Regions from separate parts of the Homo sapiens genome. Here all the other regions are linked to region 4. Evidence: read pairs that join two places in POLR2A ChIA-PET (ENCODE). Cell type or tissue: PC-9. All regions are shown on one strand. Links, peaks and the distances in the headings refer to the core of each region. The heading gives the core; the rest is flanking DNA. Region 1 has its middle 7.5 kb from the start of LINC02541. Region 2 overlaps LOC105377955 (a long non-coding RNA gene). Region 3 holds the start of LOC107986636 (a long non-coding RNA gene). Region 4 overlaps LOC107986637 (a long non-coding RNA gene).

Region 1 (6,629 bases), core at 1,630-6,629, 300 kb before region 4:
GAAAATATATTACCATACTCAATCTGCTCCAGCTTAAAAAAGAAGTGAGACCTGGGCCAGGCACTGTGACTCATGCCTGTAATCCCAGCACTCTGGGAGGCTGAGGCGGGCGGATCACAAGGTCAGGAGATCGAGACCATCCTGGCTAACACAGTGAAACCCTGTCTCTACTAAAATATACAAAAAATTAGCTGGGCTTGGTGGTGGGTGTCTGTAGTCCCAGCTACTCAGAAGGCTGAGGCAGGAGAATGGTGTGAACCTAGGAGGTGGAACTTGCAGTGAGCTGAGATTGCGCCACTGCACTCCAGCCCTGGTGACAGGGTGAGACTCCATCTCAAAAAAAAAAAAAAAAAAAAAAAAGAAAAAACTGAGACCTGATAAAATTGAGGTCATCGCTGTATGAACTACTGGTAGCCTTTAGCTTGCCTAGTGGAAGCATAGAGTGTAATGAAGATGTAAAGGCCTAAAAGAAGAAAGAACTTTCTATCTAGCAAGGGTTTCTCCTCTGCTTTCCACTAGAAGTGTAGTTGTGCATCTACTTGGTATTTTGCTAATTTGTTTCTCTTTACTATTTCTCCTGAATTTAGAAAACCATTGATAACACCCTGAAGGGTGTATTAACAAATAGGACAGCGAGCTTTACACTAAAAGTCCATGTGTTGACCTCTTTCTACAGAGACTGAGGAAGAGGATAAGCTGGTTTTGGAGCTTATCACCACTTGTGACCTTTGGCTTAGACAGGTGATCTGTTGTGATTTCTAGATATCAGAGAAATAAAATTCAGATCCTTGTGACATTCTCGTTATTATTCTTGATTCCAATGGATGTTTGTAACATTGATTCAGTTGTTTCAGTTCAGCCTGTTACAGATATGTAGTTCATGTGCCCAGACAAACAGCAATAACCTGTATTTTCTGAGGCTGTAGAAATGTTATGTTTGCAGAAAGAAAACACATTCCTCCCAATTTTGTCAGCATGATCAAACACGGAAGATGTGTATCTGCGGAAAATTGTTCTGAGAAAATTGAGAATATCATCTTACCAACACTATTATTAAAAAGATGAGAAGAAGAAACAGAAAATCTTTTCCTAGATTTTTTCAATCTCCTAAAAACATTAGAACTTTAAACTCCCCACAAACGATCATTTTAGCTACACTAATGACTTACAAAGATTACACAACTTTGAACAGTTTCACTCACTGAGACAGTTGACAAAATAAAATGAGCTGGGTGATAGTAAGGTTGCAGTAATTAGCATTTGACTCAGTAGGACTTTGTGGTAAATATATGGTGTGTGTGTGTGTGTGTGTGTGTGTGTGTGTGTGCGTGCGCGTGAGAAAGAGAGAGAGAGGAAGAGAGAGAGGTGACTCTTGGATTCAGACTTGAGCAATTGGCTGGGTGTGATGCCCTGTATTGAGATAAACTCCAGAGTGAACCCATGGGGAAGAAGAGGGGGTGACTTCTGTTTGGGGTCTATATTGAGTTTGGGGTGCTTAGAGATATGGATCTGAAGTCCATAGAAGAGTTTGAGATTAAAGATTTGGGGGATTTTGGAATCCTAGGAATGAGGAAAATAATCCAGAGAAAGTATGTAAAGCAAGAAATGCTAATACTTACTCTCTAAGGGAGAAGGATAGGAAGGGAAACTTGTAAAGGAGACTTCACAGGAACAATCAGAAAGGTGAGTAGTAAACCCGCAGACTGGGGAGCAAGAGAAACCACAAAAAGAGTATTTTAAAGAGTGACCTGCAGTGTCAAATGCTGAAGAAAAAGCCACTGAGAAAATGACTAAAATTACCCAATGCATTTAGTCTTTTATAGACTTTGGTGGTCTTCCTGCAAGAAATTCTGGTAGAATCATGACAGAGAAACCTCTAGACTATGATAGATTCAGGAGGATGACTGGGAAGTGAGGCAACAAAGTAGGTACAGTCAAGTTTTTCAAGAAGTTCAATTATGAAGAGTAGAAGTGCTATAGGGCATGAGACAGAAGGGATTTGGAAAAAAAGGAGGTCCCCTCCAGTTCCTCACCATTAGATTTGAGCTTGTTTAATTACTGATCAGAAGAAATAAGAAAGAGAGAAAGTTGAATATATAGAGGGAGGGATTAATTAGAGATCTGTGTCCCTGAGAACATTGGGACAGGAATTTATAGTACACATTGAGGGATTGGCTTTAGATAAAAATGATAGATATTATTATTTTTTCCTTATGAGAAGAGAAAAGGAGAGTTGAAAAAGAAAGTAGATTTGGTACTCAGAAGCTGACAAGTTCCCTTATTACGACTTCCATTTGTTAGTGGAGTAGAAAGAAGGGTTATCGGATTAAAGTGCAAGGTATAGTGTAGTTGTCAGAGACTTGAGGGGAGGGGAGAGAATTTACAGCAATTGTGGAAAATGGGAGCATGCTAGGTAATCACGGTAAGAATTACAACTAGGTTGGAGAGCCCAGCTGAGACTACTAATCACAGATTTATGATACCAAATTGCCCAAATTTTATTTCTCTCCTGCATCATGCAACACTGAACCAAACCTGATTAAGTTACATGGAAAAAGCAAACAGGTTTATCTAGGGTTGGGGTTTTGCCATGTATATGCTATGTAAAGATAATGGGAAAGAGGAATTTAGAGTATTGGTAAAAGAGGAGTAAGAAGGTGCAACCATGAATCTAAGCAGCATAATTATGGAAGTGAAGATAGGAAGGAGCGGTTGAGAAAAGAACAAATGAAAGAGGACTGGAGGCCCTGATAAAGTCCAAACACTCATTCTAGATATAGTATGCTTTTGATAGACACTCAGTTGATAGTGTGGATACACAGTTAACTAGTTCCAAGTTCAAACACCAAAGCTCACTGGTCCCCTGCCCACGTATTCCATTCCTCCATTACCAACACCTGTATTCCAACTGAAAAGGTCAATTTATTAAATCTTTTGAAATATGCCACCCTACCTCTATGCCTTGTGTCCCACCAATATCCTGTCTCAATGTTTATCCATTCTTTTTTTTTTCTTTTAGAATGTTATGCATCATTTAAAGCTTAGTTCTCACCATATTCATGAAACTTCCAGCTGAATAAAGCAAGGAGAATAAATCTCCTGAAATTTATTGCGTACCTATTATGTACCAGGAAATGCAAATGTACTTGTACTTCTCACATGCAGTTCTAATTCAATTCAGGTATTGAAGCTCTCATCTTCCTTTTAAATGTGAGGTATCTTTATTGTCTTTAGTACTATGTAGCATTCCTTTTTGTTTACTTGTATTGGGAGATTTTTGTGTCTATGTCTTAACCTCATACTCAATGGTAATTTTTGATGGCTTAATTATGCATTTTCCATAGCACCTTTCAGAATGTATTAGACGTGGTAGGCATAAATTCTTGGTTAATTATGAACATGAAAATACAGATCACAGAGTAAGGAATATGGAAAAAGGAAAAGAAATGTAAATGCCAACTATCATTTTTTTGTAAATTCATGATAAGTGCTGAGGATTGGGAAAAATGGAGAAATATTGTCCCAGTGTCCCAAAATAATTAATATTCCTTTTAAAAGTAAATAGTTTGCTACTCTACTCAGACCTGTTATACTTTTTTTGGTTGTTGTTTAAATTTCTTTCTTTTTTTTTTTTTTGAGATGGAGTCTTGCTCTGTCACCCAGGCTGGAGTGCAGTGGTGTGATCTCAGCTCACTGCAAGCTCCACCTGCCGGGTTCACACCATTCTCCTGCCTCAGCCTCCCAAGTAGCTAGGACTAAAGGTGCCCGCCACCACACCTGGCTAATTTTTTGTATTTTTTAGTAGAGATGGGGTTTCACCGTGTTAGCCAGGATGGTCTCGATCTCCTGACCTCGTGATCCGCCTGCCTCAGCCTCCCAAAGTGCCGGGATTACAGGCGTGAGCCACCACGCCCGGCCCTTAAATTTCTTTTATTTATTTTAGAATGAGACACTGAGGCCAGGTATAGCGGTTCATGCCTGTAATTCTAGGACTTTGGGAGGTTGAGGCAGGTAAATCACTTGAGCTCAGGAGTTCAAGACCAGCCTGGGCAACATGATGAAACCCCATCTCTACAAAAAATACAAAAATTAGTCAGGTGTGGTGGTGTGTGCCTGTAGTCCCAGCTACTTGGGAGGCTGAGGCAGGAAGATCACTTGAACCTGGGAGGTCAAGGCTGCAGTGAGCTGAGATCACACCACTGCACTTCAGCCTGGGTGACAAAGTGAGATCCTGTCTCAAAAATAAATCAATAAATAGAATAAATAAAATGATACATGCTCTTGCTATATTGCCCAGGCTGGTCTTAAACTCCTGGGCTCAAGTGATCCTTCTGCCTTAGCCTCTCAAGTAGCTGGTTTTACAGGCAAATGTGATACAATGGTAATGAGTAGAGACAATGATTGATTTTTATTGGTTGTGTTTCTATATATTTACATGCGCCAATAATTCAATAAAATATAATTCAGTATTTGGCTTAATTTTGAAAAATTAATACTATATATTTAGAGTAGCTTTATATTAGAAGTTTATGTATTATTTAGAAAAATGATATTTAAATTAAAGTTAGCTACAAATTTCTTAAGAAGACTTGACCCAAATAAAAAATAGTGGTGTTTGTAAGTCAGCCTTGAATGCCAGTAGTTTAAATTTTAGCAGCAGCAGCATAGTAACTTGTTGGAGTTAAAGCACGGGAATTGGCTCATTAAATAAGTTTTGTAGTATCTAATTAAGAAACAGCTAGGAAATTCTGTTCAATAAACCATCAAAGCGTATTTCTCTTCCTTTTCCAAATTCTGCTCCTTCTCCATTTTTAAGAGGTTCATAAGAATTGTATGTACATACGTTAAACTTCGTTTTAAGGCTTTGCCAACATGATGTTCACTTCATAGACAAATTAAATCAAGTACAGACAAGCTATACATGTCTGAGGTACTGTAGATAGTTTCTGCTGGAACCAGTAACAGAGCTAGAGTTTCTTATTTGCAAATGTAGTAAGTATTTGAGAACACTGTATGACATATTTGTAGGTGAAAACTATCAAGCTTGTTATACAAAGATAAATGTATCTCTTTTACAATATTCATCACCCTCTGCATAGATATCATAATTTTCAACCTCAATTAAATTTACTAAAAGAATGTTCATTTTAATGAAGCTTTACAAACTATTTCAGTATTTAAATGTTTAGTAGTCTCTTGCCATGGAAAAAGGAGAAGCTTTATCAATTTTTCAATCACAAATTTATAGTGACAAATATACCATTGAGACAACAAAGGCTAGGCCATTTCATAATTTACATGAATATATAATATCTAGATCCCTAGATATGCCATAAGGGTAGTCTACAGAAGCTACCAGAACATAATAGTACCTTGCACTTGTAAAACAATTACTACAACATGTTTTCATGTAATGTATCTTACTTTTTATATGTAAATGTATTTTTCTTTATTACAATAAAAATACCCACACAATATAAGAAAATTGGAAAACAGACACATAAACAGAAGAAAAATAAAACAACATTACTTTGAGTTAAACCTTTTGGGCCTCTTGGTGAGTATAATTCCATACTCCCACCTCTTCTCTCTCTATGTAAGTGTGTGTGTGTGTCATTATATATACACATTTGTGATTTGTTTGTATATTTAATAACTACATTTTGTACATCACATAACAATAGCTATATTCTTTATTTTTACATTATTTTTATAGCTGTATAGTACTCTGCTATGTAGGTATATTCTAATTTATTTACCCAAATTCTATTATTAGACACTTTGTTATTTCTAATATTTGGTTATTACAAATAGCACATTGGTAAACATCCTTTTATATACATATTTCTGCACTTTCTTAATTATTTCCTGAGGCTAAATTTCCAGAAAAGGAATAACTAGGCCACAGGTCTGGACATTTTTATGTTTAATAATTACTGCCAAAAAGTATTGTAATCTATACTCTGACTAATGGCATATGAGAATATCTCTTTTCCCTCACTAACTAAAATTAAATATTTAGTTTTCATTGTCTCATTCTGGTTCTTATAATAATTCTATGAGGTAGACAGAGCAGATTAGGAGAAATGCTAATGGTCACACCTCCAGAAAGTAAGACTGGGAGTCAAGTTTCCTGACTTGTCTTACTATATACTTTCCTATCACATACTTCTTGCCATCATACTGTCAATGGTGGCAATTCCAAGTGAACTGTCAGGAAAGAACCTAGACCAGGAATTCTTACACAAGCCACAGCCTGACTCATGTCTGTGCTGCTGGCAGTGCCCTGGCCTCCAGCCATGGGACTGTGGGTGGCACAATTCTTGTATTCTGAGAAAAAGGCAGTGTTGGCACACTGCTTGTCCAGGCCAGTGCTTAAGCCAATGGAGAAGGGAGGAGGTAAGGAAGTTGGAGTCAAAGAGGCAGTCTTGGGTGAGCAAATTATAGACCTTGTAAGAACATGTCCTTAAAACTTTTCAATTCTTGCTCTGTATTATAAGTAAAATAATTCAGGCTATCTATCTTACTGAATATTTTAAAGATGAGTCTGTTTTTATTATGTTTTAATTGTTCGATTCATTTATATCATTTAATTGGTAGAATTCTGTTTTTATTTTTACTTATACAAA
Region 2 (8,521 bases), core at 1,395-6,394, 180 kb after region 4:
AAGAAAATGAAGTCCAGAAGAAACGAGGAAGTTGTGTTTTTTTATACTAAATTTGCTGAAGAAGTGGATGGTTGTGGAGAAGTGTGATTGGAAATAAGGAGTATTATCTAATGGTAATAAACTGGGGAGAACTTAGCAAGGCTTGTTTGTTTAAATTCTTATCTGTGCCCTGTGTCTTCTGAGATAAAGGTAGAGGGAGTGCACTCTCAAATGAGAATCTTATGACCTGCTTCAGTGGAAAGTCAGAAAATTCTACTATGGCCTGCTTCAGGGGAAAAGGGTAGAAGAAGATCGCAGAGACCTTCCTGCTTCTGCTGTTTTCTCAAATCCAAGGAGCCACATTTTGAGGTAGTGTGTGTTGATAGTTCACATCACCTCCACGCCCACCTTGGGCTTAATCCCAGCTCTAGAGTACAAATGGCTGTGGGGATGGAGAAAATTCCATGAAAAAAACACACTGGGCTAGTAGGAAATGAACAATAGCGTAAGAAGTGAGACATATCCTAAGAAAACTCAGTTCTTGATCTTTTGATAAATAGAAGAAACAGTATTCTCTGAAATTGACCTAATAGGCAAAGATGCGATGCCATAGGATGTCAAAGATGGTGATTGTTTTTAGACATGCACAGTCACAAGCTCCTATGTAGGAGGAAGAGAATAGAAAAAAAGGAAAATATATTATATTGGAAAAATCTAAAACTAATTTTACAGTGCCATAGCTGAAGATTGCTACAGATCCATGGAATTGAAATAATATTACAGCAAATAGCCTGTGCACTCTTCAGCATGATTTTCTCAGATCTCTGGCAGAAGGAAGTAATTCTGGTACTCAGTTGAGAGTTGGAAGGTGGAATGCTTCCAATTTAAAACAAACTCTCAGATCTGTTTGCCACATGTTTTTTTAATAGTCATTTAATTTTGGTGAAACAGCTTTGTGGAACTATGGAGGTGTCTCCTTTCTGTCTCTTAGCTTGCCTCTTTGAGACCATTAATTTTCGCAGATAAAATAAGATCCTGGTATGTCATAGAACATATTTAAAACATCTGAATTGTTTTTACAATGAAAAGAAATAAAGCCAAACTTCCTGAGGCAAAACTTCTCCCCTAATTTAAGGTGATTGCGACTCTTTTATTTCTTTAGATAAATTTATTCTCTTTATATAAAACATAAGGCATTGCTTCCTTCTGTAGTCTTAAGAAGGTGGTGAGATACCTGATAGACATATGAGAAAGGATTTTCTTTTAATTTGAAGACTATGTAAGCCTGTGACAGTTATTCCCAGTTGTTATAGAGATTATATTTCTCTTCAATTTCAAGAATTCTGAACAAAGTGATAAGAATTGTAGAATTTATAACTTTCTGTGGACATATCTATTTCAGTGATCTGAAACTAGAAATGCACTACATTTTAGAAACAAGTATCTAAATTAGTGAAAAGTCCATCACTGCAGGGGAGCTGGCTGTCATAATTATATCTTATTTGGGTCTTTCACTTGGGGGATCCTATTCGTTATCTTTGGAATGTCACATAAATGATTCTCTGAGGATACTAGCTAATAAAAATACCACCTAGCTGTGTTCTGTTATTTCTGCCCCTTCCTTCCCTACCAATTCAGGTGTCTAGTTACAAACAGCAACTAAATTCAAGTGTGTTTCTTCCCTTTCAGCAGCTTGTACATCTAATTTTACCTGTTGGCAATCTCAACCTAAACAATGGAAAGATAACATATTTTTAAGAACAACTGTATTATTTTTTATATTGTAGACTGAATACACCAAGTTCCATTTCTACTACTGTAGTTTATACCATGATGTTTAACATGGAAATCATGAAGTTATTCAGAAAATTTGATGCCTGCCTCAACTATAAGTTTCAGATAAGCATATTTTGAAAACATTCAGGCATTATCTTAGACCTATACTTTGCTTGGACAATATTTTACAGTATTCAACTTCTTTTTATTGACAAATCCCTTGTAATTTATTATTATTACACAGCAAGAGCCCACATACTGCTATAAAACACAGTAAGTAGCGCTTATTTAAAAATAATTTATGTTATGAAAATTGTATCTTTAAATTCCATCCTTTCAAGATATGTGAACTCTGAACTCCTATGTTTCTGAAGAGCTCAATACTGTGACAGATTGTGTGTGTGTGTGTGTGTGTGTGTGTGTGTGTGTGTGTGTGTGTGTGTGTGCGCGCGCATTTGCTGTGGGGAGACAATGGACAGTTTGGAATGAATTCTCATGCACACATGGCCTGATGGAAGCATTAAATTCCTAGACATCCCAAAGTACCTTCCTTCTTTGTGTTCAGACTCTGCAAGATTTCCATATTTTTTTCAGAAGAGAAATGATTTTTTTTCAATTTCCAAAATCCTGGTGGTACTTTAGCATGTGAACCAGGAGAATGACATAAAGGCAGCAGCCCTTCATCATGTCTTGTGCTTTATTGTGTGCTATGTGGCATGAATATAATCTTTTTTTTTGTACTAAATTATAAGCATGTTTCCTATATAGGGAAATATGCAGGCAAGAAGACATTTGAAATAGCTGAAGTAAAGAAATACAGGCTGGGCTCAGTGGCTCATTCCTGTAATCCCAGCACTTTGGGAGACTGAGGCGGGTGGATCACCTGAGGTTGGGAGTTCGAGACCAGCCTTAGCAACATGGAGAAATCCCATCTCTACTAAAAATACAAAATTAGCCGGGTGTAGTGGAACATGCCTATAATCCCAGCTACTCAGGAGGCTGAGGCAGGAGAATCACTTGAACTCAGGAGGTGAAGGTTGCAGTGAGCCGAGATCGCACCATTCACCATTGCACTCTAGCCTGAGGCAGGAGAATCACTTGAACTCAGGAAGTGAAGGTTGCAGTGAGCCGAGATCGCACCATTCACCACTGCACTCTAGCCTGGGCAACAAGAGCGAAACTCCATCTCAAAAAAAAGATAAAAAAAAAAAAGAAAAAAATATAAACGTGACACAATGAATCTAGCATAGATGTGGAGCTGTGGCACACAGGAGGAGCCTCAAGATGTGCAAGGAGTCCCCAGGAGCCACACAGCAAGGTGAAAAGCTTCCAGGAGGTTTTCATTTCAGCAGCACTGCCAGAAAACATCTACCATCCCAGGCTTTTTTTGTGAAATTATAACTTCAAATTCCAAGCACCTGGGAAATTCCCAGGGGTTGAGCTGGAACAGCTGTGGCCCAGAACTCCTCTTGCAGTTCTCCAGGAAGAATACTCTGTCCTGAGAATCTGAACTCTGGAATAATCCAGCTCTTCACCATCCCCACATCTGTCCCCACATAGTCAAGCATGACAGCAAAATAAAATCCACAAAAAGGGGACATGGATGCCACTTTGAATCTGTGGTCACTCATCCTTAAGGGGCTTTTAACACTGCATAGAAATTCTAATGAGATTTTTTGTTAGCTTGCTTCCCCACTCCCTGAAATGGCAATTTAAAATATTTTCTACTCAATTCACATCTGCAATTTTCTCTCTTCTCATTCTCAGCAGATGTCCTACCTCAAAGAAAATTAAAAGAGAAACCATGAAAACAAACCAACTTAACTTCCTGACATCATAGCTACAAATCTATTTGCTTGCTGCTTCCCTTGTCTTCTTCTCTGCTGGTACAAAGTGATGGGTGTCCTTTTTCCCAAGTTACTTCTTGTCTGGATATACTCACCAGTCTCCAGGAAGCAAAGCTGGGGCCCTGCCCCACTGTGGTCTCTTCCCTGGATTACAGAAGAGGCCCTGTCAATGGCACCTTGGCTCTTGGCCCACCTTCTGTCTTGGCCCTCTGCTACACTTTCCAACTTACAAGCAGAGTGCACGTGTCAAGCCTAAATGGGGTTATATAATTGCCCTCTGCTAAACCTTCTGGTATGGGCTGAATTGTGCATCCCTGAAAAATTTATATATTGAATCCGTAGCCCCCAGTACCTTAGAATATGACTATGTTTAGAGATAGGCTCTTTAAAGAGCTAACTTAGTTAAAATAAGGTCACTGGGATGGGTGGCTCCTAATCCAATATTACTAGTATCCTTATAAGAAGAGATTATGACACAGCTGCATACAGAAGGAAGACCATGTGAAGACACAGGGAAAAAGACAGCCATCTACAGGCCGAGGAGAGAGCCCTCAGAAGAAACCAACCTTGCTGGCATCGCAATCTTGGGCTTCTAACTTCCAGAATTGTGATAAAATAAATTCCAGAATTGTGAGAAAACATTCTTGCTGACATCATGATCTTGGGCTTCTAAATTCCAGAATTGTGAGAAAATGAATTGGTTCAGCCACTCAGTCTGTGGTACTTCGTCAAGGCAGCCCTAGCAAAACTCTTCCACCTTCTAATGACTTTTAGTCATCTCTGGAATAAAACCCACAGGCTCTAAGAAGTTTCTAAGGCCTAGGATGATCTGACTGACTCTTGCCTCTGGTGCCTCAGCCTTAGACACTTCCTGCCTCTCTCTACTCCAGCCACACTAGCCTCGGTGCAGTTCCACATACATCATCCTCCTTCGTCTGGAGCCTCTGGATGTCCTGTTTCTTTGGCTTGGAATCCTCCTACCTGCTCATGCTACTTACTCACCTCGTCAGTAGCACCACCCTTCAAGTCTCAGCTTAAACATCGCTCCTTAGAGAAGCCATCCTTGTTCCCTTAGACTAGGGAACAAGGGAATCTGTGGTAATTCTGTGGTAATCTTCCACAGAATTTTGTACTGGTAATTTACAGCCCTTATGATCCTCCAGTCACTTGGTCAACATATCTCTTCTATGCAAGATTGTATCCTCCAGGTCTCAGGAACCATTTCTGCTGTATCTGTGGTATATTTGGTGTGGTATATATGTATTTGAATGAAGCCTCAGAATGAACAGGCTAACAGTTGCCAGGATCATGACCATTCTGGCAGGAAAATGGACAGAACTGCTTTGGACACGGTAGTAGTAAGATTTCCCCTGATTATCAAAATCCAATTAGGTAGATTTTGTAGCTGAAGTAATGAAGTGATTACCTCTAGAATAATTTGTTAGTAATTCAATTCAGTTTATGAGGCAAAGGTTATATTTTTATTTTTTCAGTCAACTTTAGCAAATGTTCAGAATTTTTGGACCAGATGTATAGTAGGTCTAATTCATTTTGGGATACATATGAAACAATTATATGAAGGATTGATTTTATATTATCACCTGGAATTTCTGACCTTTACAGAAACTGCCAAAGTGTGTTGGAGTTTGAGCCCCATCACAAGACATTTAGCAATGCATATGTTGTTGTGACTGGAAATTGGGTTTGCTGTTGCCCTTCATCTCTGCTTCATAACAGTGGGTGGAAGCCCTTTAAAAGAAGCATTCTGAATTTTAAAGCTCTTTTCTTGTGCTGTCCGATAGGAGATGCCAATATTATGAGGCACTAGCATGCAAGTGTGGAGGGTCCACTTTTTGTAGGGTAGCCCATGGCTGCTAGGAGAGGTATTTTGTAGCATGTGTGGACTTGGTTTTTGTGGCGTGAAGAGAATGGGTATAACACTGATAACTTGCCAAGAGAAGCCTATTTTATGGTGCTTTTGTGATAAGTACAATGGTGCCATCTATTTGTGACTGATATTTTTTAATGGAGTTGACTGTTCCTGAGTGGTCCGAGGACAAAAAGAATAATGTAGCTGGGCATCATTTGCACATTTATTTACATGTCAGGGCTTTTGTTCAAATTGTGACTGAAGTCTATTTGTAGAGTCAGGCATAACAAAGTAAACCTCATTGAGATTCACTTCAGGACATATCCAAACAAACAACATCTTCATTCTGAGCCCATCCAAATGTCTGTAATTTGGTAAATTACTCATTCTATTTGAATGCATTAGTCATCATTTATGAATGCCAGTGAAATTGAATGGACTTCCCTCAAAGCTCTATAGAACTTTTCCATCGTGCTGCAAATGCCTGTTTTTAATTTTTTTCAAGACATATTTTTTGTTACATTTTAAATTTCTGGCTCATATGCCAAATAAGCATCCAAAAAAATAAAGAATCATGTCGAAATAGCTAAATGGGTCTTTGTAAAATGACTTTTTTTCTTTAGATTTAAGTAGATTAAGGTCACATCACAGTATGTGAAAATGCATAAACCTTTGTAATCTTCAGGTTTAATCTTTACTATGAAGTACTTTGGGAATGTTAGTAATCTTCAACATAAACAGCTGTCAGAGGGAATCAAATAGGAAGTGTTTTAAGGAAGACAATGCCTCAAGTGCTAACCCCCTTGAAATTTTTTTTTTTTTTTTTGGAGTGATGAAAGCTTTTTCTTGAGTATATTGGTTAATAGCCAAGAAAGATGGGGAACCTTGAACAGAAAGACCATACAGAAATTTTCTGATGCTTTGACATTTTACGTTTTCTTTAAAATCAAATGGCTCTAGTAACACAGCAAAAAGGGGAATATGACATTTTGACATTCATCAGGTATCTGTGGTACTTTTAAGTTATATCGATTAAACTTTCCTATCCCAACAATTTTTTTATCTGCTTATGGAAGCTATCAGTCTTTATAATGTATTGCAAATGCGTGATGAAGACTGAAGATAAAGAAAAGCTGACCCTTGAACTTCTGAGTGTATTTATGTAATTTCCTAAATTTTGAGTAATCTTGGCAAAAGAGATGTCCTGAGTTCTTTTTTACATTTATTTAAGGCAATGGTATCTATAAACTATTATTGCTCAAATGTCTAGGATTCTTTTAAATGTAAAAAGGAGTGGTTCTTCTTAGGAAAGGATGATTTTAACTATCTTTGAAAATTTCATAAATCAAGAGCAGATTTGTAAAATAAAGTGTTAACAAGTGGTTACAGGTTTAGTTTTCCAAAGATAAACTTTTGTCCTTCTTATTTTGTGTCCCAGAACCTTCCCTATTCTCTCCATTGTCAATGCTGGTTTTTCTAAGAGGAAAAAGCTGACTATTCGTTTAGAATCTCTGTGCAAGATTTCTTGTTAGATTGATCCATTATATTTCAGCTGTGTACATGCTGCCCACCTTCTCCATGCATTCCTTGTATTTTAAATCCTACAGGGCTTTCTTTCAATACAGGAGATATGTCTCCCTTTTAGTTATTTAGACTTGAGGATGATTTGATTCATGAGGATGTATATACTTTGTGTTTTTAAGTGTGTGTGTGCAGCAAATATTTATCAGTGTGCCGTATTTCATCTTGAAATTGAAAGACTAGATCATTCTTGGAAGGGATATTAAGCTTCCTTATGCAAGCATTTTTGCACGCTAATGCTTCAAGGCCCAGAAAGAAAAGGGAATGAATAAAGTGGTTGTGGGCAAGTGGCTAGAGAGCACTTGCCTTGGCTTAGGGCACCAGTATCTATTCAGCTGCAGTCAACTGCAGCCACGCAAGAACAGTCCCAGTGTTGTTCAACTATCCAGGTTTACAAGAGTAGTCAGAAACTTGGATTTTCATTTGAAATTTCAAAATATTTAAATGCTAGTAATTAATTTTAATTAAACACTGTGTGAGCTAAACAAAATAAGTTTATGGGTGCTCAGTGTGCCAGTTCTGTAAAACAGAAGTTATAGCTAAAAAAGAAAATGCCATACCATAGTTTACTTACCAACTTTACTTAATAGCTATGTAAAATGTTTAGAAAAGAAACATAAATGTAATATGCATACTTAGATAACATGTTTGTTAGAAATATCTTGGGTAAGGGAAGAAATTTTCTTTCCATCTACCCATGCCATTGATGAGTCTCTGGTTCAGAAAACTGATTCCATTCAATACCACCTACTTCCCCATCCCAGCTCCCATTAATACAAGTATAGGGACTTAACATTTCCTCAATGCCCACCTCCTTGCTTGCTGTTCAGGGAAATACACATTTTGGTTTATGGATGTCCTGGGGTGCTGTAAGAGTCAAGGAAGTTATTGAAGGACATTTTTAGATAATAGACAGCATCAATCATGCTGGGCACATACTGAGGAAAGTGATGACAAAGAAGGGACCTATCTGCCCAACAAGAGCAGGACCTTGGAAAGAATGGTTCTCTGTCTCTTTGGCCTTAATGTACAAGGAAAAAATGAGAGCTGGAAAGTTTACACATGGCCCTCAGATTTTAGGCAGTGCCAGAGCATCAATGAGCATGAGGCTGAGTGATCTTCACCGGGAGCAGTCTATTGCTGCAGACTCAGCTCCCATAATGAAAGGTTGAGAGTAAGACCCTTTGCAGAAATATTCCTCATATCTATGTTATCTCCCTTCAGACGTCTTCACACCACTTCTCAACATCTCTGCTCTCACTATATTCCTTTCTGGTGGAAAGAGCCTTCATTCTCTCACTTTGGATGTTCCTTCTCTGAATTTGTCCCTGCCCTAAGTCATCCTCTCCATGTTCCTAAGTCCAAAGGATTTTGGAAATCATCTACATAAGAGTCCCCTCTTCTCAAATTTACACTCTGTCACATTCATCTCTGAGGCAACAAACACATTGAATGAGCTTGAATGGAG
Region 3 (8,521 bases), core at 1,358-6,357, 310 kb after region 4:
AGATCATTGCCTTTCAACAAGACAACACGCAGTAGGAAGCTCCTCCCAAACAGGAAAGAAGGTTGAAATCCTATCCACTAAAAGAAGATACCCAAACTTACAAATGACCATTTCTCCATTAAAAAAAAAAAAAAAAAATATATATATATATATATATACACACACACACACACACACACACATATTTATGTATAAATTAAGTGTGTGTGTATATATATGTACATGTTAAAGGAAATTAAAATGGAGACTAAGCCTGAAGAAGCCCTTAGTAGGCCAAGCCAATTAGGTCTCCTAAGTGGCCTAAACCTTGCTTGATTTGCAAACGTAAGCAAAACTTAACTTGATCTATTTCTAGTAAACACCTATATTAAGGAAAGACAGAACTTAAGTTCAACCAGTCAGAATCCACCAGCAAACTTATGTAAGTATATATAACTAGAGGCTTTTCAATGGGATAGACCAAATAAGGCAACTGTATAACTATAACCAATCAAATATTTTCTTTGCTTTATTTCTATGTTTCCTCTGGAAAAACCTACCCCTTGAATTCACCAGTCAAGCTTCAGAACCACTTCTGGTTTGGAGCTACCCAATTCACACATCGTTGTTTGGTTAAAATAAACTCTTTAAAAATTTCATTGTGCTTCAGTTTACCTTTTTAACACATAGAAATATAGATGTATACTTTATATACACATTTCAGAAGACAAAATTTCTTGGGAAAAAAAAGCCTGTTTTTCTGATTTTTAATGTTATGATTCTGATGTACCATAATCAATATGCTATGATTCTTTTTCTCGACTGTTCCAAGCCATAATATTCTGGAGAAAAACTTTCTGACTGCTGGTTTCCTTGAATTCTATAGAACGAATCAGTGTGTTCACTATGTGCAATATATATATACACACACACACACACACACACATATATATGTATTTTAAAAATAAAATCATCTGATACCCAGGAAAAAAGCACAATTGTTCCATTATTTCTCTTCTCAAACTGAAAGAGTGAGGAGAAACTAGAGTTGTTTATTTTAACATGGAAAGGGTAGACCGATGCTGTCACAGGTGCTATGGGATCTGTACCATATATGTGACCCTGATGTCCCGAGAAAGCTCCACCACATGCTTCCATCAACCCTCTCTTTGTCAGGGGTCTGCTCACTCTGGAAAGACACTCTGCGGACAGAGCTAACCTTTCCCAGCTGTGCCTTGATCTCTGACTCCTTTCATTCAGCACCTCGCCAGGAAGAGGCTCCAGGGTTTACAGCAGCTCCGGCCACAGGGGGCCTGGCTAATTAGATTTCTGCTCTCTGTTGATTTTCAAATGATACAGTTTAAAGTTCTGGTACAAAGTGACTGTTTCTCATACTAGTGCTGCATCTCAGAAGGAGAACCAGAATCTCTACTCTACTATAAAAGTTATAAAATGTGAGTTAATTAGTAATTAGAGATGAGACAAAGTAGGAGACACTATGTAATTTAAGATAGTAACCAGTTGATAGAAAGAAACATAGACTTATGTACCCTAGAACTTAAAGTATAATAAAAAATATATATATATGAGACGGAAAGTTGCCTCAAATCCTTCACAGATGTAGTCAGGGCGACTTCAAAACAAAAGTAGAAAATGCATACATCCAATGTGATATAGGCATATTTTAGCTGTAATCGAAGCCTGCCTTTCCTTTCCCTTTGGAAGCCCTGAGTCTTTGTAGGATTGGGTTAGGAGACAGGACACCTGCTTTTCATTTGAGAATTGACAGGTCATCAAACATTAGTGGTTTTTGCTTAGTTCTTCACATTCTTTTCTCTATTCCAATTTTATTTCCCTTCTGTGCTCTTCACTGTAAATTAATTCTTCAGCCAAACGTCCAAACTAGTTTTTACTTTAAGAACCATCTTTTTTCTTACCTTTCTGTCTTCATGTTTTTCTCTGTTGTTATTCTATTGTCCTTTCGTATCCCTCAGTTTTGGTGAGTCACTCACTGCCCCCCCAATTTCCTGCTGAGCAACCCCAACAAATGCAGTCCGTTTGCAGCACCTGCTCTTAACTACAAAGAAGAAAAATACAATTCAGAACAAACCTCATTATTTGTAAGCAGAGATGTAAGAGGAAAAGTATTCTATTGTTTTTATATTCTCGGGTACTCTGTATCTGACACAGAAGCAGCTTTTATATCCCTTAAACAAAGGGAGACTAACAGGAAATAGTTCTAACCAGGTATAGAATGACCAACTTCTGCCCACTGTGGTAGTTACACAGAGAGTACTCACATTGCTGAAAAATTATTTTCCCAGAGTTTTTTGATAATGAAATACATTTCATCCTTTCTATTGCAACCTCCACCATTAAATTCCAAAAACTTCATGAAAATGATTAGGCAGAGGGTAGGTAGATCCACTTTCTCTTGACATATCAAAGAAAAGTTCATTTTTTTTCTGTTTAATTTTTTTCCTTCTTTTCCTCTGCCTTCACATCACTGGATCTCAGAGAGGTTAAGTTACCTCAAGTACTTTTGGAAAAATGACAAATAGATAAACACATGGAAACGTGACAAATAAACACATGGAAAAGTGACAAATAAACAAACACATGGAAATAAAGTTAGCCATAGTGGTGGCAGGATGTTCTGATTAAAGAAATAGAAATTTGATTCTAGGACTCTTTACTCCTTCAATTTGAGCTTTCTTCCAACAATAATGAAATGACCTCCTTCTCTTTTTTAAATTAATGTTTTTAGCTCAATTATCTGTGACAAGGATCACTTCGCAGCTTGGGTGAATTGTGCCAGGATTGTTGGGCGAGGGGAATGGGCTTCCATGCCTGGCCAGCAGTGTTTTTGCAGCCTCTGGCACATCGGAGTACTCCCCAGGGCTGAGGGATGGACACTGTAACCATTCTGCAGGCTGTGGTATGAGGTGGGATACTCTTTACTAAAGATTCTTGGGGAAAAAAAAAATCAGTGGCAAGGCTCCTAAGAGGGACTTTCCCAGCTTTTCTTGGGATAAGCCTCTTGGTAGCCACTAAGTAGAGATGGGAGCATCTAACTTCCAGGGAACATTCCCTACTGGTTTGAGGCCTGCAGCCAAGTAAAGGGAAGATCAGAACAATCTGGTTCAGGCTCATTATTGAGAGGAGTTTCCAGAAATCTGTAGAGACACAAGGTACACTGTATTGGCATCAGCTACGTAATTATTTGTGCATAATTCATTCCACAGTTATTTATTGCATATTACCAAGGTAGTAGCTTTTAAGGTTTCCTTTCATCATGACCACAGAAAAGTGATAAGGTATATATTTTACATGGCAACATAATCACAGTTATGACTGAAACAAATTTTTACAAAACAATAACCTTATCTCTCATACTCATATTTTGCATTCTCTTCTATGTTATTAAAAATAAATAATGGTCAAACACAAACTTTTTCCATGACCCACTCACTAACGGGTTGTGTGATCTAGGTTGAAAAACACCCGGCTAAAAGGCAGACAGTGTATTAGATGCTGGGCTTATAAATATGAATTACAGATGATTCTAATTCTTAAGAAACTCAGAGTCAAACAGAGGGAAATGACTAATGCCACACAACTGGAAAACCGAATTCTATTTATTATGATAGAAAATAATCAAGTGCTATTGGAGAAAATTGTTTGGGTACTTACCTTGGGAGGGGCAGTAGGACAGTAGATGGAAAAAGGCTTTCTGAAGGAAGAGCCACCTGAACTGAGCGTTGAATAGTCAGTCAAGTGAATCATGAGGAGGAGGGTCATGGAGTTTCATAATCAAACAGCATGTGCAAAAGCACAAAGGGTGAGCAGCTTGATGTGCAAGGAGAGGTATGAGAGGAGGACATTTGGAGAAATGAAGCTGGTCCCAATGTCATCACAAGGGTCCTTAAAGGTAGAAGCTGGAAGCAGAGGTGGCCAGAGAGATGCAGGGTGAGGACACGATCTATTATTTCTGACTCTGAAATGGAGGAAGGGGGCCATGAGCAAATGTGAGTGGCTTCCAGAAAACCAAAAACATGAGGAAACAGCTTACGGAAGGATTGCAGCCCTGCTGACACCTTGATTTTAGCCCACTAAGACCTGTGGCAGATTTCTGCCCTACAAAGCTACGATATAAATTTGTGTTGTTTTAAGACACTAAGTTTGCAGTAATTTGCTGTGGAAACCATACAAAACTGTTAGAGTTGGCAAAGTTATTTTGTTGGGGTAGATTGCAGGAAAGGTGACAAGGCAAGTCTAATTCATCATGGCCTGCTCTCAGAGCCCTCTCTCAGGATGTTCTAGCTGCATTCCTTAATTAGCCTAACTCTTTCCTTATGTTCTACAGGCACTGACTCACTCAAATCAAATTTATTAAACAAATTTTACAGGTTTTATAACTTACTTCTGCATTAAAATTGCTTCTTTTCCCGTACTAATTTGTATACCTTTAAAAGTAGGCATTAAGATACCTCTCTCAATGTCAAGGTTTATCTATTCAAACTTATCATCATCATATTACAGTTGTGCATCAAATTATAGAAGAAATACTTTTGAAGATCACAAACTACATTGAAACATTCAGTTAAAAATAATGTCTACATCAGCTCATAAATTGAACTATTTAGTGGACAGATGCAAAAACTTGACAGTATATAAAATCAAACGGATTGTCACTAAAGTTCCTTTTGCACTTAATTATTTTATACAGTGATAACATTACAATTCAGTCTAATATTCCTTGAAAATAAAATGCAAATTTAAATTCACATGTTAAGTCCACCATATATCTCCTTATTCAAATTTAGTAGAAGCTAAATGTAGGAATTCAAATATATACATTAATTTAACTGTCATGTTAAAATTGTACAACTTGACAAACAGCAGTCACTTCTACATGCCTTATGGTAGTGTTACTTCATAAAAAATTCTGAGACATTTTTGTTTCCTCCAATAAAAGCATTATATGACAAGAAGTATAAACAAGCAAATGCTTTAACAATGACTTGTATTTTATTTTAGTGACTGATGAATTTTGAGCAAATAATCAGAACTTCAGTTTTTTCAGTTGTTTCAATATGTATGTAGATGAGTCATGCAATAATTTCCCTGAAAATTCTGGACCACCCTAACTGTCATGTCGCTTCCACATCAGCTACAGTCCCAAGGGAAAATCCATGAACTTAGCCATCACCAGGAAACACTCTACCTTGAAAACCACAAATGTAACTTTACACTCTGAGTATAATCTTCCATGCTTCAGTCTTACTCCAGCTTCCCTCACATATCTGCTTTTCAATCTAAAAGAGATCCTTATTCCCTGTTACTTTCTTTTATCCCAGCTTATTAATGCTTAATTCTGTGTGTGTGTGTGTGTGTGTGTGCGTCTGTCCTACCCACCAGTAAATCTCAACACTTCTTCAGCTTACTTAGACAGAGAGTTAAAAATGACTCAACCATATAGACCAGTCCTGCAAATTCTTATCTATAATCCTGGCGGTAACCTTTCTGTTATTCATGGTGGATTCACCTATGCCGCCATAACAAATAAATCCCCAAATCTCAGTAACCTAAAACAATAAGGCTTACTTTCTGCTCATGTTGTATTCTGGTAACACTTGATAACCCTCTTCCAACTTATAGCTATTCCACTCTGGAACACATGGCCTTTAAGAGTTTTATAGCCAGGAACAAGAGAGCATGGAGTAAGTGTACCCCTTTTAAACTGTCATATATTAAATATGACACATCACTTCAGTTTAGATAAACCTAGATACATGAATGCTCAGGCGATGTAGAGGACAAGGTAGATGATGTTTGCTGAACACTAACAGTGTCTGCCGCATGTGGTTGGCCCAACTCTATTTTCCTCAATGTGTATTTCCAATTTTCACCACTTTCCTTAAAGCCTTAAGTCAGCTTCTGTCCCTTGCCATTCTCTGTAAACTGACCCTTTGTTCTTCCATGAGAACCTTGAAGGTTTAGATTTAATCTCCCTCCACTTTACAATCCCATTCATCTCTTATCACTTCTATTCCACCTCATGCCTTATCTATCTTCACTTTTTCTCATCAAGACAATGCTCCCTAATTTCTTTATTGATTCTCTATCTTTAGACTACCTTTTCAGCTCATAGGCATGGATTTTATACCCTAAATATTTCTTTAATTTCCTATCTACTTCCTCTTCTCATCTGAACTTCTTGCAGTTCTGGATTCTTACACCCATGATACAAATGTAAACTAGCTTTTGCTCTCGTTAGTTTTTTGAAATTTCACTTGATGAAATTCAAATACAAGGGATATTTCCACCCTATCTTTCTTCACTTAACTACTGCATTTGACCCTGATAATTCATATCTAGTTTTGAAAACTTTATTTAACTTACATTAATAAAAGATATACTATTTTGAGCCGGTTACTATCTTTGCTCCTCACCTCCTTCTTCTTAATAGGTTTTTCTTCACCTGCCTTTTAAATGTTGATATTCCTGGAGGGTTCATCCTCAACAGCTGATCTTTTCGTTTTGTACTCTCTCTGGGAGAAATTGGCCCAATTTCATATTCTCTAAGACCAGCTGTAGGAAAATCACTCTAAAATCTATTTTCCTATTCAAGATCACTTAAATGACTTTAAGACCTTATATCCAATTCCTGTTTTACCATGCCAATCTGAAAGTGTACTTCCTCAACACTACCAGTCAATTCATGCTTTTTCTTAAAGGCTGTATTTCGGATGGTGACAACATATTTCATCCTGACACCAAAGGAAAAATCCTTGTCAATACCTTCTTCCATATCACCAGTGGAAGCCTCCACCTCCTCTATTACCTGCCCAACGACCCACCAATGACGATGGCCTGTCAGTATCACTTAGTGTATATTTCTTAGATCTATCTGAAACCATTCCTAGTCCTCCTCCATAGTTCAGATCACTTCCAGTTCTCAATTTACTTCAGCCATAGTCTCCTAAATAATCTTCCTCTTTCTAATCCTGCCTTCCTAAGCCTATTTTGCATATCCACAACCTCAGGTAATGTTACTTTGTTTCTTAAAATTCTTCAATGACTTCTGGCTACCTACAGTATAAATTTCAAACGCCTGAGTAGAAAATATACAAACCTATTTTATTTGGTCTTTGGCTGCCAGCTGAGCTTCTCCTCTTTCCTATGTTGTGTGTTGTATTCTTACAACATCGAGCTATTGGAAGAGCAGGAGCACACCATGCTGTTTCCTGTGTTTTTGTTCATGCTGCCCCTTTCCCTGGATGTACCTTCTCGCTTTCTCACTTGCCTACGTTCTCCTATCCTCCTTCCCAGTCTTCACATGAGTGGCACTAGTCTGCAAGGTTCTTTGCTCATGTGCCTCCTTAAAGACTTCTGATAAACCGTGTATTTCTTCAAACATTTTCACTTTGGTATCTTAAAATTTTTAATCATATGATTAAGAATTTATAAAACATGTAACTTTTACTGTTGTGTAAATATTGATATTACAGAGCAGCAACTACCAAACTAGCTGACTTCCTGATTTGGTCAGCCAAATCAGGCCTACCACATTTTTGGAAATAAAGTTTTATTGAAAGACAGCAATATTCAATAATTTGCATATTGTCTCTGGTCCCTTTTGTGCTATAGCAGCAGACTTTAGTAGTTACTACAGAGACTGTGTTGCCCACAAAATCTAAAATATTTGCTATCAAGTCCTTTACAGAAAACATTTGTGAAACCCTTTTTTAGAGTAAAACTTTTACTCCACTATTTAAAATGCATCCATTCAATACAATCCATACACCACAATGAGTCAAAGATACCATTATTTATTTTAAAAATCAATAAACAAGCTCTTTCATGGCCAGAAATTATACATAGCTATTTTTCTCCATGAGTTAAACTTCCATTTCATTTCATCACCTGTATTGGTCAAGGGTCTCCAGAGAAAGAAAACTAATAGAAAATATGCATATACAATGAGATTTATTATAAAGAATTGGCTCATGTGATTATGGAGGATAGTAAATTCAAAATCCACAGACCGGATGTCATATACAAGCTTGAACCCAAAGGTCAGCCAGCTGCTGTAGAGCCAAGAAGACCTATGTTGCAGTTTGAAGGTCTTCAGGCCCTCAGGTGAGACATTTCTCTCTTACTGGGGGTGAAGAGTAGGGTCAGCCTTTGGTTCTATGCAGGCCTTCAACTGATTAGATGAGACCAGCTCTGTTAAGGGGGAGCAATCTGCTTTATTTAGTCTATCAATTTAAATGTTAATCTCATCCAAAAACATCCCCATATAAACACTCAGGAAAATTTTTGACTAAATATCTATAGGGGAAACACATGGCCTAGTCAAGGTGATACATATAATTAGCAATCACACTACCTAATATTAATTTAATGTATTTTATGTTTAAAATCTTTTTTTTTTTTTTTTTGAAATGAAATGTTGCTCTGTCTCTCAGCTGGAGCGCAGTGGCATGATCTCGGCTCACTGCAACCTTCACCTCCTGGGTTCAAGCGATTCTCCTGC
Region 4 (8,521 bases), core at 1,327-6,326:
ATAAACACTGCTGGGTTTAAAGAAAGAGTGATAATTCCAGCTAGGGACACCGAGGGAGGCTGAGGAACCCTCTCCATGGTCTCTTTAGCAAGAAGCCTCAGATAAAGACAATGTTCCCCATTAGATAGTTTTAAAGGCCTTGGGTACACAACTAGAAATTCACTGGAGAACAAGCCAGGAAAATCACCTACATTTTCAACCTCTCTAGTTTCTCATTATAGTTTTCTATTTTTTCCCCTTGAAGGTCATAAAACATAATGTAAAAACAAGGTGAATTATAGCAAAGCATGATCTAGGTGTGTAACTAATTCCTATAATATAAGAGACCTTTAGACTTCTTTGAAATAGGCCTTTCACTTTATTATGGGGAAAATTAAGGTAATATAAAAACTAGCCCTTAAAGTTTTCAATTAGCTCAAGTTGTGACCATTTCCAACAATAATCATATCTGAATAATGTCATTCTTAAAACCACTTAGGCTTTGTCTTATGCTTTTCCAGATGTTAGTGATATAAAAGATTGCAAGTAGTACATTTTAATTCTGAATCACCAGGAAGCATATTTTGGCTATGATACAATCATTATCTTTTTTTTTTTTTTTTAATTTAAGAACACTGGTTCCAAGAGAACATAAGACAAGGGGAAGGTGTTCAATTTTTGGTACTGAAAGTAATTGTAATAAATGCTATGACCAAATATTAGAATTCTATTTGATATATTTAAAAGAAATTGAAAAAACACTTTAATAATTTTGCTTATCATTTGCCACTGATCTTTCTAAACATAATAACTTGAAAGGCCGTTGACATTTAAGAATAAATAATGCAAGCAGGTTTAGTTTTCTATATATTTCATACTTTGCCAAGTGAGTATATAGTTCATGTGATGACAGTTCTAGTCAAGGAATAAGGAAATCTCACAGAAATGGACAACTTGATTTTAAATGTAAGCGTAACATAGACACATTTTTATCATTGTTTTTATATTACTCAGGAAGTCCTATAGCAGACTTGTGCAGGAGACAGAGAAAGACAAGCCTAGGGTCCATCCTTCAAGGACTTGATAGCCCAGTTCGGGAAAGAAACATGGGTCTATGGGCAGTAAAACTATAACAAAAAGAGTAAGTGCAAAAAGCCAGATGAATAATAAAGATATGATTAATTAATGAAGTTCAGAGGGAAGAGAGAAAGAGAACCTTTTAGCAGTGGCAGGATTTGAATCTGAAAGTGAAGCATAGCTGAGATGATCTTAGTTGGAGAAGCTGGAGCAGTTCTCTCCAACTAAGATAATCCCTCCAATTCATTGCATGTGAGGGACAGAGAGAATGGTTTGGGAAAAATTTATGCAACAGGATATGATCACTTTAATTCCGGGCCAAATTAATAATATCATTTGTTTGAAGCCAAGAATTTCTGTGGGTCAAGGAATGAAGAGCTGTAGATCTAAAAAGGATAATTGTAGCTGGACTATGGAGGGCTTTCAGTGGCAGACCAAATCTGAATTTTCTAACATAAGATTTGAGATAGGGACATGATGATCTCAACTGTTTTGAGGAAGAAGGAGTGCTGTGTGGGAGAGGGAGTTGAGGGGCAGGAGGACACAGCCAGTAGACCATTGGTGTTAGCTGATAAGCCCCTGGACCAGTAAGCTACGCAGTGATAGTGGGAGAATGGGGGAGAACCAGGGAGCAGAGTGTGGTGGAAAGTGAGAATGAGAGAGTGGAATCTCTGCTGACTATTTCAGCGAATGCCAGGAGTGGTTTTCTTTTCTTCCCCCCGCCCCCCTTTTCAGTGCATTTTTAGTCATGAGTTGACACATTCACTGGATCTTAAAGCTGGAAGTGAAGTCAAGTGACATTTGATCAGGTCCCCTGTTTTTATTGAAGTTTGTTTATTCCTGTTTTACAGACATGGTAATTAGAAACCAGGAAGACTGAGAAGGAATCAAATTTGCAGCAGCTCAGTAAGTGGTAGACTGGGAACAAGAAGCCAGTTCTCTGGGCTCTTGAAGCAAGGCCCTGCCACGTTGTCTTTCCCCAGGAGAGGAGGTATGACAGATAAAGGTCTTAGGTTGATTTTTTAAAACTGTGTGACTATCAGTGTCTGGTATTTTATTCCAATAACTTAAAACATAAAATTAAAATCACAGCATGCTCAGCCGCAGATTTCCCTTTCAATGCGATGCTTTTGCATACCAAAGGATCTGAGGACAGTTTTCTATTTCAAACTGTTTTTTTTTAAGCCACTATATGTATAGGCGCTAAATGTAGAAGTCTTTATTATTTTAAGTGAATTTTTTCTTAAAAACATGAAAGAAAAAAATCAATTTTAAGAAATTAATATGTGAAATGACTTGAATTTCTCTAAGGGTTCTTTGCAATGCTTTCCCATTATTACAACTTCAATATCCTGTTTTAGCAACACTTATTTAACTAGTCACATTTTACTTTTATGGGGGAGCAATAAATGTAAAAGGCACATAAAAACCACAGCCAAATGGTTGACATTTGACCTTTAATCATCTCTTGGACTCTCCTTTAGCAACATACCACCTCCTCTTCTACATATACACAAATACACAGTGTGTATCAACACACTTCCTAATTTACCACATATCATGATGTTGCTGAAGAAAAGAAATGACTTTCTTCAACCTGGTCTGCCTTTTGTTTCTCCTCACATTTTTTTTTAACTATTTTTATTATTTTCTGTTATTGGCCTAACAAATTACCACTTCCTTTGTGATTAAAATTAAGACTGGAGCCCCAAAAAAGGTGGTAAGAGGTGATTTTTTAAACTATCACAAGACCAAGAATCAAGTAAAAAGTTTGTTTTGAATTTTGAAACTGCATTATTATAAACAAAATAGTTCTTTATTTTTACCAATATATGAGTAGTTATCTAACCTAAACTATACATACACACACACACACACACACGCATATTATATATTGATTATAAACAACAGGAAATATAGATAGAATTAGTAATTAGTAGGAAGGGACCTGAGAAGAGGCCTGATCGCCAATCATTTGACAGATATCAAGGCTGAAAGACATGGCTAATGCCGCATGGCTACTGAGGGCAGAACTAGAACAAAGACAGAACAGCCCGGGCTTAGCCCTGTTGACTTACAGCTATGCCCCCAAATATGACATCACTTGCAGAAAGAGAATGTTGTGCCCTGAACATACAAAGATTGAACCAGAATGTCTCAGTGTTCACAGCAAATCCAGAAAAAGATCCCATCCTTGAAGCAACTTTCTTGATGGCTGCCCCTATTTCAAAAACTTGAGATGACGGGCGTCCCCACAACACTCCTCCTCTGACTTGTTTTGTCTTCATGGTATGAAAAAGGGTAGGAAAAATCTGGAAATCTGACCCAGCTCAGTCAATAAAAAGGCTTTTGTCTGTGAACCTGACCACAAGTGACTCATTAACAGCCGATTGAAAGATTTTTGTCGGGAACTCCCCCCTATCTCTTAACAGAAATAAACAATTTGAAACAAAACTGAAGTATAAGGTGAAATCAATTCCCACTTCAAAATAGTGTTGTCTACTACATGTAAAGGTGTTTATTTCCTCCTGACAAAACATTTGTTATGGATTTACTGCCATTTTTATCCCTTTACCTAAATCCACCATTTGTTTTGTCAAAGATGGAGCATGAAAAATTCTTTACAAAATGTCTTAAAGTGCATCCTGAATTAATGGTCCAATTAATTTTTTAAAAAACCTTAATTTTTTGTTTCTAGCAGATGATTAGTTACCCTTAATTTCAAATGGTATTGTATTTTAATTTATTTTATTAAAGTTCAAAATAAATTAGTAATTCAATTTTGTATTTTTATCATTTATTTTTTAATGCTAAGTACTAACTTTTTTTTTAAGGTGCTTACTGTGTGTGTTGTATTTCATTTCCACAGTATTCTTCCTTAAAACACATTAATAATTTTTGATCTTTTAATAATTGACTTCAAGTTAGAAAAAGTAGTGGCATTAAACTATATTCAGAATTTATTAATATAGCATTTAAACTCAAGGAAAATGCCAGACTCAAAAATTCTGACAATGCAAACTCATTCTAATCAGGCTTTGTCTCTGCCCTTTGTAAGAACTGCAAGAAAACTGGAATATCTTGTATGTTAATATTCTGAAATATCTCCAGTAGCATCCATCTGTGAAGTTAAAAGACTTCATCATATTTACTTTTGATTTTTAAAAAGGGCATGGGCCCTCTGCCTCTCCAGCTTGAGGTATGAGAGGATCCACAAATGAAAATACATTATCATCATTAAAGACTTGGAATTCTAGAGACAATCTTATCCAGAGGGAATTAAAATAATGAATTACATTTGGTCCTGGTAGTTTTAGTGTTGTGATACTTTAAATTGGCTTAAAGTCACTCCTGTACAATCCCCATACATGTTTCAGTATTAATCGTCAACTCCCCTTTAATTGCCTATATTCCTTTAAGATTCTGCTATACTATCTCACTTCCTATGAGCAAGAGCTAAGCCTTCAGCCCTGGGCGAGCAGCATGGGCAAGTGATTCAAATGAAGGGCTTGATTAACAGACTCTTTGCAGTTCTGCTCTAACAAGTCCAGCATTTCCTGGAAACCTGCTCACAGATTGTGGGACTATTTTTAGTAGCTCACCTCCCAGTAAATGTAGCTATTAGATATCCAGATATCCTTGCCTCTTTCAGATGCAGTAAAATAGAACATAAAAGGATGTAATTGAATGATTACAGCTAAAGCCTGTAATCAGTAGCCATAGGGTCTCTCTCTTTCCCCTAAGTGATCTGGGACACAGACCCAGGAGGGCCTTGTCCCTCCCCACTGCCTGGGAAACACACATGCCGTGCACAGGCCATGCTGACTCTCTGCAGATGCAGCCTAACCTCAAAAGCAGGCGCCCTGCAGATGCAGCCTAACCTCAAAAGGTTGGGACTGTTTTCTGTGCATGCATGCAGGGTAGAAAGGAAAGGCAAAAGAATTCACATATTTGGACATCTACTTGTGTATTCATGTGATTTTCATAGCCATGTGAGGTAGGTAGGTAGGTATGATTATTTTCATTTTACTAATGAGCAAAATTTACTGCTATGGTCTGAATTTTTGTGTCTTCCCAAAATTCATATGTTGAAACCTAATCACCAATGTTAAGGTATTAGGCAGTGGGACCTTTGGGAGGTGATTAGGTCATTAGGGCAGAGGTCCCATGAATGGGATTAGTGCCCTGATGAAAGAGGCTTCAGAAGGCCTTTCCTCTTCCACCATGTGAGGACATGGCTGGAAGATGCCATCTGTAAACAAGAAAGTGGACTCTCACCATCCCTGAATCTGCTGGCATTTTGATTTTGGGCTTCTCAGTCTCCAAAACTATCAGAAATAAATTTCTGTTTTTTGTAAGCCACTCGGTCTATGGTGTTTTTTTAGGGCAGCCTGAATGGACTAAGATATTTACCAATCAGCCAAATTCAGCAATTGCCTGAGGACCTGTGGCTAACGAGCAGCAGTGTCAAAGCTGGGTTTAAACTCAGCCCATGTTTCCCTTTTACACTCTGCTCTTTAATGGGGGACAGAATAGCAGACTCTATAACTAGGGTGGCTGAGTAATTTATTGTCCAAACCAAGACATGTCTAAGGAACAAGTGGAAGTGCCGTTAATAAAAACACTGGGACAACAAGCCTAACCTGTAAGGGTCTTAGGCGAACTAGGATATGTGCTTGTCCTGTCCCTAACCCTGCCCTGCTCACGCCAGCAGAGCCAAGACTGAAGGTGAGTGCCCAGTAGAAAGTTTCTAGCCCACTGGTCAGGGTGGGGACGGCTTATACCCGAATCCTGCAATAGGTCCCTTGGGCAACAGGGAATGAAGCTTTAAAAAATACTATATTTAAGACGAGATTTTAGGCATGAAATTCTATTTCATTTTATGTAACTCAGAGAGGATCCATCATGCAGAAAGTGTTACTTACAGCTGCACCCCTAACTCCTTAGAGGCAGTGAAACTGTATCATTGGACTGCCAGTCACTTGCATTAGATATGTTGAGATAACACAAAAATATCTAACATTTATTGACTTGCCATGTGCCAAACAGTGTGCAAAGTGCTTTACTTACATTATCTCATTCGATTTTCTCAAATACTCTATGAGGTAGGTAAATTTATTGCCCCATTTTACAGATAAGAAAACTCAGGCACTGAGAAACTTGCTCGAGAACACACACATAGTAAGTGGCTCAGCTATATTCAGACAGAGGACTTCTGCCTCCAGAGTCTGCACTCTTCATTATGACATAGGGCCATGTGTGTTGTATTGATCTTGGAAAGAGAAGGGTCACAGAGCGGTGTGACCTCACAAAGCTTGTATATTATTGAAGAGAGGCTTTTTTATATCACCACATCTCAACTAACACCTCAGTGTTTGTTGGAAGACATCATGTATGTAGTTTTAAAAATACTAAGTGTCAAATGAGTGACACAGAACACTCTGTCATATCACAGTGCTTTGTGGATAGAGACAAGGTGGCATATGCTAATAGAATATATTGATATTTATCTTCTTAAATATCCATCTCATTCTCCCTGATAGCATGGGAAGCCTTGCAAGGATTGTCCTGCCGTTCTTTCAAGCCCTAGCTCTTGGCACATTGTAGACACAGATAACTCTGTGCTTTATGACTGCAGTTGTCAGTTCAACCACAGAGCGTTCAGAGCAGAGAAAGTCTCTGGGGGTTACATGCAAGGGACTTGAAGTTGGGAAAAAGGCTTTGAAAAAATGAAGGAGAAAGATGAAATGTATTCCAGGTGAGAGAAACAAATTAAATAAATGAACTCAGATGGGAGTTTTGAGGGCAACGTAAAGAAACCAGGCTGTCTGTATTGAATTTTATTAAAAAAGACTGAATGAGAAAAGCAAGATTATGAGGTCTTTGATGTTAAGATGTCAATTGGGCCATATTTCATAAAATAAGATCAGTCTCCTGACCTAGTACTACAGGGTGTTAATGCCCACAAAACAATACCCCAAAATGAAGGCCTCAGAAGCAAAAATTTTTCTCTGGCCTTCTTCTGCCCACTGTCTCAGTCTCATTCTCCTCCAAGGCTAGCCATAGAAACTAGGAACCCCGTTGTCCCCAGGCAGGTTACAGAAACCAGAATCCCTTTATCCCCCCCAAGACAGCCATAAAACCTAAAAATATTACTTAACGTTCCTCCACCTTTCTGTGTAAAAACTGGCCATAAAGAAATTATTTTATCGATCTTGTTTAGGTCATAAGACATTCATTCCAGAGAGAGTCCTGCCCCACCTCTGAGAAGGAAGGAATGTACACTCAAGAGAGATCAAGAAGAATCTAAACAAACAGGCCCTTCTGCGTTTTCCCACAAGAGAAAATGATCTAATTAACATTCGATCATAACTTTTTGTCCAATTATATTTCTACACTGCTGTTCATACTTTATTTAACCTAGGCATAAAAATTGACAATTTTTATTGTATTTTTGGCTCTTCATTCTGAAGGCTTCCATGTATACATGTTAAATAAATTTGTACACCTTTTCTCCAATTAATCTACCTGAGTTGATTTTTTAGTGAATCTTCAGAGGTCCAAGAACCCGTCCCTTGAGCCCTACAAGTGCTAGAATCCTACTCTTGGTCCCTCATGGAGGCTGAGTAGTTCTTCTGGGACCATGAATTGAACTAGAAATCTCATCTGCTTGAACAAGAGAACATTGCGGTCATTTGACGAAGAATCTTGTAACAGCTGCTGGCCAATTTTTATCTGATTTGGAAGGACATTGGAAGTCTTTAGGGGGTTCTGAGAAGGAAAGCATTATGGCAAAATTAAATGGTAGAGTGATATAATTTTTTTTTATTTTCTAGGAGGAAAAAGGAAAGTCGGGACATATGGAGAAATAGATGTTTGAGGAATATAAGGAAGACAGTGTTTCAAAACTATTCATGGAGAGCTGCCTAATATTGCTTCTGTGTTCCTCAATACTGTGGACCATTTTAGACAGTAGACACTGGAACGGAGAGTAGTGAGGAAAAGTGAATTCTTAATGGCTGTTTATCTCATTAGGCAAAGTTTTTTTCTGCCTTTCCTTATACTCCAGAAGTTTTCAAGCTGAAAAATTGAAGCTTACAAAACTACAAATTTATGAAGGGCAAAGACTACATTTTCTTTGAATTCCTACACCATCTTGCATGTTAATGGTTAACCAAGTATGCATAGACCTCCCCATCAACAGGGAGAGTATGATGGATACCCAATAGCTAGTCAACATTAGCAGTTGAGTAAGCAAACAAAGTGAGGTGTGGAGGTAAGAGTCTAAGTGCCTGAAGTCATACTAGATTGTGGTGCTCACAGGCATTTAATGCCTCCTGAGAAGAGACAGTTACTCTATGATGAGTTCCTGAGATTAAGCCATTTTAGAGCCAAAACTTTTTTATTTTGCATGTAGTTTAAAAAATATACAAATTATAATTGTTATAATTAATGACTCACCCAC

Evidence for each region. Peaks named below come from ENCODE experiments on the same cell type or tissue, not always from the same donor. Only the 100,000 strongest peaks of a DNase experiment are listed, where the experiment ranks them.
Region 1: POLR2A ChIA-PET joins it to region 4 with 28 read pairs; 3 of 35 experiments call an interaction of 5 or more read pairs at or near these places.
Region 2: POLR2A ChIA-PET joins it to region 4 with 22 read pairs; 3 of 35 experiments call an interaction of 5 or more read pairs at or near these places.
Region 3: POLR2A ChIA-PET joins it to region 4 with 15 read pairs; 3 of 35 experiments call an interaction of 5 or more read pairs at or near these places.

Annotation. Positions count from the first base shown.
Region 1 is chr6:113,654,255-113,660,883 of GRCh38, reverse strand. No RefSeq gene overlaps it. Among named protein-coding and RNA genes, the nearest start is that of LINC02541, 7.5 kb to the right of the region's middle. RefSeq lists a silencer at 1,241-1,449. In PC-9, for the core only: no CTCF peak of the experiment used is centred there; a DNase peak (open chromatin) is centred at 6,243; H3K4me3 peaks cover 326 bases; H3K27ac peaks cover 1,381 bases.
Region 2 is chr6:113,180,197-113,188,717 of GRCh38, reverse strand. The region is part of intron 1 of LOC105377955 (a long non-coding RNA gene); the gene reads left to right. The region is part of intron 5 of LOC105377953 (a long non-coding RNA gene); the gene reads right to left. Among named protein-coding and RNA genes, the nearest start is that of LINC02518, 250 kb to the left of the region's middle. In PC-9, for the core only: no CTCF peak of the experiment used is centred there; DNase peaks (open chromatin) are centred at 5,867 and 6,167; H3K27ac peaks cover 508 bases.
Region 3 is chr6:113,043,909-113,052,429 of GRCh38, reverse strand. It overlaps LOC107986636 (a long non-coding RNA gene), which reads right to left and starts at 3,758. Exons shown (of 3, transcript XR_001744308.2): 1 at 3,673-3,758; 2 at 1,917-2,056. In PC-9, for the core only: no CTCF peak of the experiment used is centred there; no DNase peak of the experiment used is centred there.
Region 4 is chr6:113,356,057-113,364,577 of GRCh38, reverse strand. LOC107986637 (a long non-coding RNA gene) reads left to right here. Exons shown (of 4, transcript XR_001744312.2): 3 at 1,908-2,047. It overlaps LOC124901497 (a long non-coding RNA gene), which reads left to right and starts at 6,339. Exons shown (of 2, transcript XR_007059930.1): 1 at 6,339-6,814; 2 at 7,280-7,575. In PC-9, for the core only: no CTCF peak of the experiment used is centred there; a DNase peak (open chromatin) is centred at 3,407; H3K27ac peaks cover 705 bases.